Regions from separate parts of the Homo sapiens genome. Here region 2 is linked to region 1. Evidence: read pairs that join two places in POLR2A ChIA-PET (ENCODE). Cell type or tissue: MCF 10A. All regions are shown on one strand.

What was found. Peaks named below come from ENCODE experiments on the same cell type or tissue, not always from the same donor. Only the 100,000 strongest peaks of a DNase experiment are listed, where the experiment ranks them.
Region 2: POLR2A ChIA-PET joins it to region 1 with 13 read pairs; 2 of 35 experiments call an interaction of 5 or more read pairs at or near these places.

What each region holds. Positions count from the first base shown.
Region 1 is chr5:140,872,495-140,877,494 of GRCh38, reverse strand. All of the region lies in intron 1 of PCDHA1 (protocadherin alpha 1), which reads right to left. All of the region lies in intron 1 of PCDHA2 (protocadherin alpha 2), which reads right to left. The region is part of intron 1 of PCDHA3 (protocadherin alpha 3); the gene reads right to left. The region is part of intron 1 of PCDHA4 (protocadherin alpha 4); the gene reads right to left. It also overlaps PCDHA5, PCDHA6, PCDHA7, PCDHA8, PCDHA9 and PCDHA10, and 4 more genes. In MCF 10A, CTCF peaks have their summits at 1,561 (motif pointing left) and 2,236; DNase peaks (open chromatin) are centred at 1,574 and 2,204.
Region 2 is chr5:140,947,118-140,952,117 of GRCh38, reverse strand. All of the region lies in intron 1 of PCDHA1 (protocadherin alpha 1), which reads right to left. The region is part of intron 1 of PCDHA2 (protocadherin alpha 2); the gene reads right to left. The region is part of intron 1 of PCDHA3 (protocadherin alpha 3); the gene reads right to left. The region is part of intron 1 of PCDHA4 (protocadherin alpha 4); the gene reads right to left. It also overlaps PCDHA5, PCDHA6, PCDHA7, PCDHA8, PCDHA9 and PCDHA10, and 5 more genes. Among named protein-coding and RNA genes, the nearest start is that of PCDHAC2, 17 kb to the left of the region's middle. In MCF 10A, no CTCF peak of the experiment used is centred here; no DNase peak of the experiment used is centred here.

The DNA.
Region 1 (5,000 bases):
CTGGCCGTTCTCCACCAGCGACACCAGCACCGTGGCCGTGGACGTCAGCGCGGGCTCACCGTGGTCCTTCACCAGCACCAGCAGGCGGTGGCGCGGAGCGTCCGCCTCATCCAGGATGCGTGTCGTGCTGATCTCGCCAGTGTACAGCCCCACGTGGAACGGGATGTGCGCGCCGACCGCCGCCGGTTGCAACTCGTAGGACAGCCAAGCGTTATAGCCGGAGTCAGCGTCCACCGCGCGCACTTTCGCCACCACGTGGCCCGCACCCACCGACCGCGGTACCAACTCGCTAACTGCGCCTCCTGCGCTGCCAGCCGGAGTCGCCAGCAGTGCCGGCGCGTTGTCGTTCTCGTCCAGCACGAACACCTGCAGCGTCACGTTGCTGCCCAGAGGCGGCACGCCGGCGTCGCGCGCGCTCACCTGGAACTGCAGCAGCTCCAGCTCCTCGTGGTCTAGCGGCTGCAGCGCGTACACCTTGCCGCTCTCCGCGTGCACCGACACGTAGCTCGACAGTGCGTGCTCGCCCACCCGCCGCTCCACCAGCGAGTAGGACACCAGCGCGTTCTTCTGCGCGTCCGCGTCCCATGCCGACACCGTGAAGATGTGGCAGCCCGGCGGGTTGTTCTCCTTCACGAACACTGTGTACTCGGGCTGCGCGAACGCAGGCGCATTGTCGTTCACGTCGGCCACCTCCACGGACACTCTAGCCGTGGCCCACAGCGAAGGCGAGCCCCCATCCCGCGCAGTCACCACCAGCTCATAGGCCGACACGCTCTCGCGGTCCAGGGCGCTGTCCAGCACCAACGAGTAGTAATTCTTGTAGGTGGACACCAGCTTGAAGGGAACATGAGGTGTCAGTGAGCAGATGACCTGTCCATTGGCTCCAGAGTCACGATCCGACACGCTAATCAGGGCAATGACGGTACCCACCTGAGCATCCTCTTGCACAGGGAGCGACAGTGAAGTAACCATTACTTCAGGGACATTGTCATTCACGTCCAGAACTTCCACCAGGACCATGCTGTGACCTGCCATGGAAGGAATCCCTTTATCAATGGCGTTAACCTGAATTTCATAGGCATTATTCTCTTCAAAATCCAGTTCACCATAAATTCTAATTTCACCTGTGTCTGGATTTATTGAAAACATACATTTCTCACTCACTGGCAAAATCATTTTGATCCCATAGGAAATTTCTCCATTAAGTCCTTCGTCTGGATCGGAAGCATTTAGTTGGATCACTCTTGTGTCGTTTTGGACATTTTCAGACAACACTACTTTATAGCTGGGCTTATCAAACGCCGGACCATTGTCATTCACATCCAGGACGGTTATTTGAATCTGGACAGACCCTGTTAGTTCTGGTTTACCGCCATCGATTACCATCAGCAATAAATTGAGTTTTGGCGTTTGCTCTCTGTCCAATAACTTCCGAAGAACTAATTCAGGCAATATACTTTTATCTTTTTTTGTTTTTATTTTAAGCTCAAAATTCTCATTTAGACTTAACGCATAGGTCAAAAGAGAGTTTACGCCGATATCCGCATCAGAAGCGCCCTCTAGAGGAAAATGAGAGTCCAGAGGCGCAGATTCAGAAACAGGTACCTTTTGTTCCCTTTCTCTGAACACCGGCGGGTTGTCGTTAATGTCCTTCACCTCCACGTCCACATGGAAAACCTGCAGCGGCCTGTCCACGATCACCTCCAGGTGGATACTGCACTCCGCGCTCCGCCCGCACAGCTTCTCGCGGTCGATCCGAGAATTCACAAACAAAATGCCATTCTGCAGATTTACCTCCAGAAGGTCCCCGTGTCTTTTGGACGCCACCCGGAACAGGCGCGGCACCAGCTCCGCCAGCTCCAGCCCCAGGTCCTGAGCGATGCGGCCCACGAAGGTGCCGTGTTTGGCCTCCTCGTAGACGGAGTAGTGGAGCTGGCCGCTCCCCACCTCCCAGGCTGCAAGGAGCAGAAGCGAGAGCAGCAGACGCTGGGATCCCGGGCCTCTTGGTCCGATAATCACCATTGCAGAAAATGAGGGCCTCTGAGTTGGGACAATCAGTTTTAAGGGATCGCTTGCCTGAGGTATTTTATGAGCAGTCACCCTTTTCTGTAAGTACATATTTAGTAAATTTTTTCCAGCATCACAGTCATTATGGAGTCGATCCTATTCCGTGAATGATTGGAATGTGGGTGCGGAGAAAAAAATTTTCCTGTTTCACCTTCTGAGTGTAGAGCGACATCATGTGACTGATTATGTAAGTACAAGAAAGATCCTGAGGTTCTTTTCGGTTTAGCCACTTCCTGGGTCACTCTTAATTCTAATGTTTCGACTTTGGGTTATTTTTCACGGATCATTTATAAATGCGGGTTTAGTTAATATACATGATATTAGTAACAAAACATCAACAATTTTATTACGCTGTAGCTTAAAAATGTTTTCTGCTTCAAAGTAGAAATCTTTCAAATACAGTAGGCCAGAACCTACACTTTATCATGGAAAATGATATACAGAATAATATACAGCACCCCTCCCCTTATATAGCTTACAATTCCGCTGTTTCAATAACTTTTAACCTTCACAAGCACTCCATCGTAAGATTTTAGAGAAAGTTAGGAATTTGTATTTAACAAAGGATAAGAAACTAAAATATGTCTAATACCAAACAATATTTCATTTATATAAATTGTCTTATTCATAAATCTGATGAAAGTTAGAATTCATCATAAATATGGAGAGCGTTATTGTTTGGTTCCTTGATGCTTGAATGTGATAACTTTTCACATAACTGCTCTCATTTCCATAACATGTTAAAACAAATCTCAGGAATAGATTCTGGAAAGTTTTACTCTAGCAAAAGTAAAGCACTTTAATGTAAAATGTTTAGTTGAAGCCTCCAAATTTCACACTATCCCAAAGCAACAATGGAGCACTAAAATGCGAAAGATCTCTTAAAGGGTTTTGGAGCCTAATCTCATTGACTAAAGTCAAGAGAATGTGAACTTGATATCAACCTTTTGCTTTTTCTCTAAATCTTCCCCTACAGGTCATTTAGTAGTTAGGACATGCTTCTCTTCAGAAAATCAGAATGGTGACTGTTATGCAAGGGGGCATCAAAAGACCTTTCATGAGTTTATTCATTAATTCAAGATCAGCTTTAAGAGAAAAAAACAGATAAGATCCTACAACTCATTGTGAACAAGTACACATAGATTTTGTAAGTCTATTAATACTCAAGTCAAAATCTTTAAACCAATAATTTGTTGCCATTCATTCCTACTGCATATAATAATAAAGGCAACTGAAATATGACACCTTTACAACACCAGGAAAGAGTAACCAAGAATGGCTCTACAAGTATAAGATAACTTAAATAAACTATAAAACGTTAAGTAATTAAAAACATATTTGAATTTTGATGTCATCAGGCTAATTATTTAAATTGTCTAATATCATCACCAAGTTTCTTTCCTATTTTTCATTTTCAAAAGTGGTCAATGTACCATACATGCTAAGGAACTTTAATTTTAAAAAATAGGCTGGGCTCAGTGACTTACACCTGTAATCCCAGCACTTTGGGAGGCTGAGGCAGGCAGATCACCTGAGGTCAGGAGTTCAAGACCAGCCTGGCCAACATGGTGAAAACCCATCTCTACTAAAAATACAAAAATTAGCCAGGAGTGGTGGTGCATGCCTGTAGTCCCAGCTTCTCGGAAAGCTGAGGCAGGAGAATTGCTTGAACATGGGAGGTGGAGATTGCAGTGAGCTGAGATTGCGCCACTGCACACCAGCCTGGGTGATAGAGCAAGACTCTATCTCAAAAAGAAACAAATAATAATAGTGTGTTATGTAGTTCTCACATACTCTTTGACCTAAACAAATTGTTAAGCCAATAGGAACATCTAAGTTTAGCTTAATACTTAAACAACCAAACTAGAAAATAAATTGAAATTATAATTTTATACCATAGAATGCAATCTTGGCATTAAGTATAAAAGACACAACTTTGCAGAAATCAGTCCAAGTAATTTGAATTATCTAAAATGCAAATTTGTTATTTATGTGATATAAAATAATAATTTACAAAATTTTAACCTGTACTGAAAACATTCCCAAGTCTTTAAAAGATCTTCAGTTATTCCAAAAATTTCATCTGGAGATGAGTAATGTATGCCCTATCTAATATTCACCTTTATTATATTTATAAAGTTTCATAAGTGGTATGATGGTTTAATCACTTTTGAGTCTGAAATATTTTATATTTTTATATTGTTGCCTTCTCTTTAATACTTAAAGAATGTTTTTAGCCAATGAATATTATGATACAAAAGCTCTCGATCTAAAGTCTATGAATAGGCTTCAGCATAGACTCTTTGAATATTGTGCCAAATGGTATGTTATGCCTCTATACGGGGGGGAAATAGCTAGATATGATTCTCAAGAAAGTCTGTAATACCACCACTCTACGTGTAGTAAGAATAACTAAATATGAAGAATGACTCAGAAGTAAATGATCTTTGCTCAAATCTTCAGATGGGATGATACTACGTGGAAAGAAAATTTCAAAAACATTAGAGATAAGGCATTACAAGATAGAGCAGTTACAAAGTGAGATGAATGAAACTGATAATTGTCAGTAGGTACTCACATTAATATATTTAATTTTTTCTCTGCTAGATGAATCTGAAAAACTTATGGAAGAATGCCAACTAGCATATATTATAGATAATATAGCCCTATATGCATGTCTTTAGCAAGTTTAGATAATTTGAATAATTTTATTTACCTAGTTTCCTTTGGAATCATAAATCATGCCATTTTGTTTGAGTATCCAATAGTTGACAAATCTCTTGCCTTTTCATGGAACAAAATCAAGAACAGGCAAAAAAAATTATTTTTTCAGATGGGGGTCTCACGATGATAGGTCACTGCAGCCCTGAACCCCTGGGTTCAGGGGATCCTCTCATGTCAGCCTCCCAAGAAACTGGGACTACAGGCATGCA
Region 2 (5,000 bases), 75 kb before region 1:
CCATCCCTCACACGAGTGTGCCCTGGATGTGAGACATGGAGTCAATGAAGATTATTTGGAGCTTTAAGATTTAATAACTGCCCTACTGGATTTCGGACTTGCATGGGGCCTATAATTCTTTCTTTTGGCTGGTTTTTCCCTTTTGGAACAGGAGTATTTACCCAATGCCTGTACCCGCACTGTATCTTGGGAGTAACTAACTTGTTTTTTATTTTACAGGCTCATAGGCAGAAGAGAGTTGCCTTGTCTCAGATGAGACTTTGGACTTTGGACTTTTGGCTTAATGCTGGAATGAGTTCAGACTTTGAGGGACCATTGGGAAGGGATAATTGTATTTTGCAATGTAAGAACGTCATGAGATTTCGCGGAGGGTGAGGGCAGTGGCAGAATGACATGGTTTGGATCTGTGTCCCCGCCCAAAGCTCATGTCACATTGTAATCCCCAATTTTGTAGGCAGGCCCTGGTGGGAGGTGATTAGATCATGGGGCAGGTTTCCCCCTTGGTGCTATTCTCATAACAGTGAGAGAGATCTCGTGAAATCTGGTTGTTTAAAAGTGCGTAGCACTTCCCCCCGTCCCTTGCTCCTGCACCGGCCATGTAAGATGAGCCGCTTTCCTTTTGCCTTCCACCATGATTCTTGAAGGCTCCCCAGAAGCCAAGCAGATGGCCGGCATCATGCTTCCTACAGCCTGTGGAACTGTGAGCCAATTAAACCTCTTTTCTTTATAAATTACCGAGTCTTGGGTGTTTCTTTATAACAGTGCAATAATGGACTAACACAAACAGAATGATGAATCTCAAGAATAACACATTAATAATATCAAGATATAATCCAAAATTACCTAACATAGAATACCAGAAAAATGTGATGCATTCCTAAAGGTAAAGACCATCAAGAATCCAAACCTGAGATGACACAGATGTGGGAATTAGCGGACAATGACTTTAAAGTAGCTACTATAACTATATTCAATAAGATAAAGGAAAACTTATTGGTAAGGAATGAAAATAAAGGAAATCTTATCAGAAAAAAAGGAAAATATAAGAAAGCCAATGGAAATTTTAGCAATAAAAATATAATATTTGAAATTAAAACTCACTGCCTGATCTTGGGAAAAATGGAGCTAAAAGAGGCAAAAGTCAATGAATCTGAAAATAGATCAATAGAAATGATCCAATCTGAAGAAAAGAAAAAGAACTGAAATAAAATAAAAATAAAATAAATCTCAGAGACCTATTGAACAATATAGAATATACAAGAATATGAAAGAAATGTATAGTCTTAAAGGACCAAACTTTAACCCTACTATGGTAAAACCAGACAATATTTAAAAAGTACCATATGTATGTAATTGGAGTCCAGAAAGGATAGAGAGAAATTAGGATTAAAAAATTTAAGGATATAAGGAACAAAAATTTGTCAAATTTGGTTAACAATATACATGTACATGTTTGATAAACTCAGCCAACCATAAACAGGATAAAAATAAAGAAAAGCATAAATAAGCACATCATAGTCAAACTTCTAAACCAAAGGTAAGTAGAAAACCTTAAAATAAGTGTCCCCCCAGCCATGCAAGAGCAACAAAAACAATCATATCGCACACAGGGAATAATGACTTAAATGACTACACACTTCTCATCAGAAACTATGAGCATTAGAAGACAGTAGAATAACATTTTTTTTAAGTGGAAGAAAATAAAATCTGTCAATCCCCCAGAATTCTATATCATTCAAATGGAAGATAAATAGATCTTCAGATAAAGGAAAACTAAGATAAATCACTGCAGCATATATGCATTACAAAAACTGCTAAGTAAAGTTTTTCAGGTTGAAGCAAAAAGACATTATGGATAAACTCAGCTCTTTAGGAACAAATTAATGGCACTAGAAATGGTAAATGACTAGGTAAACAGAAATGACTATTTTTTTCCTTCTTAATTCTCTAAAGTACATAATAACTGCTTAAACAAAAATTATAACTGTGTCTTGTGGGTTTTGTATTGTATGAGATTTAATACAAATGAAAACTATAGCATAAGCAATGGCACAGGAAGAGCTAAATAGTCTTATATGGTTGTAACTTTTCTATATTTTATGAAGGTTGTACACTATTAAGTGGACTGAGAAAAGTTAAGTATGTATGCTGTAATCCTTACAGCAACCACTAAAAAATGCAAATTAAAAAAAATCTAAAAATAGTTATATCTAAAAATTAAAAGAGATTCTGAGGAATACCCAAATAATTCAAAAGACAACAGATAAGCGGAAACAGAAGAACAAAATCAGAGGGGACAAATAGAAAGCAAATAATGTATTGAAGGACACAAATCTAAACATATCAAATATTACACTAATGTGAATGGGCTAAGCACTTCAGTTAAAAAGCAGATATTATCAAAATGGGTAAAACAGCAAGATCCAACAATACGCTTCAACAAGGGCATACTTTAAAGAAACAAAAGTAAAATGAACAAAAAGCAATATGCCATGAAAACAGAAAACATGAGACTAGAATGGCCACATTAATATCACACAAAAGCTACTACAAGAAAAAAAGTATGACCAGCAACAAATCGATATTTTATGAAGATAAAAGGATCAATAAATCAGGAAATTATAATAATCATCAATGTGTGTGCCTAATAACAGGGCTTCAAATTACATGAAGCAAAAATGGGCACAAAGAGATAAACACAATGATGATAGGTGATTTTTAACACTGCTCTCTGAGCAATTGATAGGACAACTAGACAAAAAAATAAAGACACAGAAAATCTGGATAACAATAATTTATATTTATAAATCATTACACCCAACAATTACAGAATATACATTCTTTTCAAGTGCACGTGATATGTTCATCAAGATAGACTGTTGCTGGGCCACAGAACAAGTCTAAACAGATTTTTAAAAGACTGAAATCATGCAGAGTATGTTCTCTGACCAAAAGAGAATTAGATTAGAAATCAAAAGCAACAAGATAGCTAGGAAAACCAAAAATATTTGTAAACTTGATCACACTCCTAAGTAATAAATGGGTGAAAGAGTTAAATCATAATGGAAATTAGAACATACTTTTAAATGAATAAAAATAAAAACATCACATATAAAAATTAGTAAAATGCAAATAAAGCAGTTCATACTAATAAATTCGTGGCTTTAATTTTTTTATATTAGAAGAAATGTCAGTTACCTAATCAGTTACCTAAGAATCCACTTAAAATCTAAAAGAGAGCAAAGTAAACCCGAAGTAATATAAGAAGGCAAATAATACAGACAAAAGCAGAAATTAATGAAATAGAAACCAAACAATAGAAAATATATCAACAAAGCCAAAAGCTGGCTATTCGAAAAAAATCAGCAAAATTGATAAATTCTCAGCTAGACTTATTGATAAAAAAGAGGATAGAACACAAATCACCAATATCAAAAATGAAAAAGATGTTATCACTACAGATTATACAGACGTTAAAAGATGAGAGAATATTATTAACAACTTTGTGCCAAAAATATGATAAATTGAATGAAACTGACAAATCCTTTAAAAAATACAACTTAACAAAATTGACAGAGCATGAAATAAAATATAAATAGTGTTAACATTTTTAATAGAAAGTCTATGAAAGAAATTGAATTTATTATCAGAAACTTTCCCTAAAAGAAAATCCCTGGCACAGAATGTTTCACTGAAGGAAGAAATAACACCAATATTACACAACCTTTCAGAAAATAGAGGAAGGAACACCTCCTAAGTCATTTTATTAGGTTAGAAATACTAAAACCTAATGAAAACATTACCCCTCAAGAAGAAAAGATATTCTTTACAAAATTATTTACAGATATTCTACATGAACACAGATGTAAAAATATTTACTAAAATACAAGTTAAATCTAACAATGTTTGAAAAGATAATATATCATGACTAAGTGGGATTTACCCTAGGAATGGAAGGTTTTTTCCAACATTCAAAAATCAATTAGTGTAATCCAACATATTAGTAAAACGAAGAAAAATCATATGCTCATATCAATAGATTAAAAGAAAATTGATGAAATTCAACAATGAATCATGATAAAACTCTGAGCAAACCAGAAAGGGTACTTCCTAAATTTAATAAAGTATTTGGGAAAAACCTATGAGTAGCACATACTTAATTGTAAAATATGGAACACTTTTCTCATAAGATCAGGGTTAAGGCAAGAATGTCTGCTCTCACCACTTCTGTTTATATTGTCCTGGAAGTCCTAGCCATTATAATGACAAAATAAATAAACAAATATTAATATTGGAAAGGAAGAAATAGTCTCTGCAAATTAAAAGTCTGTTTAAAATCCATTTACAATAGAATTTTTTAAACCATAAAATACATAAGAATAGGTATTACAAAAAACTTTTGAAACCTCAATACTTAAAACTACAGAACATGCTGAGACAATTTTTTAAAGACCCAAGTAAATGGAGGTATATATGTTCATACGATCTGATGACTCAATATTGTTAAGATACCAAATCTTCCCTAAATTGATCTAAATGTTAAAAACATTCCCAATATAAATCCCAGCGGAATTCTTTGTAGAAATTGAAAAGTTGATTCTAAAATTTATATGAAAATTTAAATGACCTATAATAGCCAAAACAATGTTTACAAGTAGAACAAGGTTGGAGGATTTCACAGCTGATTTTCAAATTTATAAAGCTACAATATCAAGACAGTCTACTTTTAGTGAAAGGATAAACATATAGATCAAAGGAGTGAAATAGAGTCCAGAATTAAGCCCACACATTTATGGTCAACCGACTTTTTACAAAGATGTCAAGATAATGCAATAAAAAGAAAAAGTATTTTCAACAAATGGTACATTGGATTATCTTATTTTTTTTTCCTGTCATAAATGACAGGATTTTCTTTTTTTAAGGCTGTGTAGTATACCATGAATATATACCACATTTTCTACCCCGTGGAAGTAACTATACATTTTACTATTTTTATTATT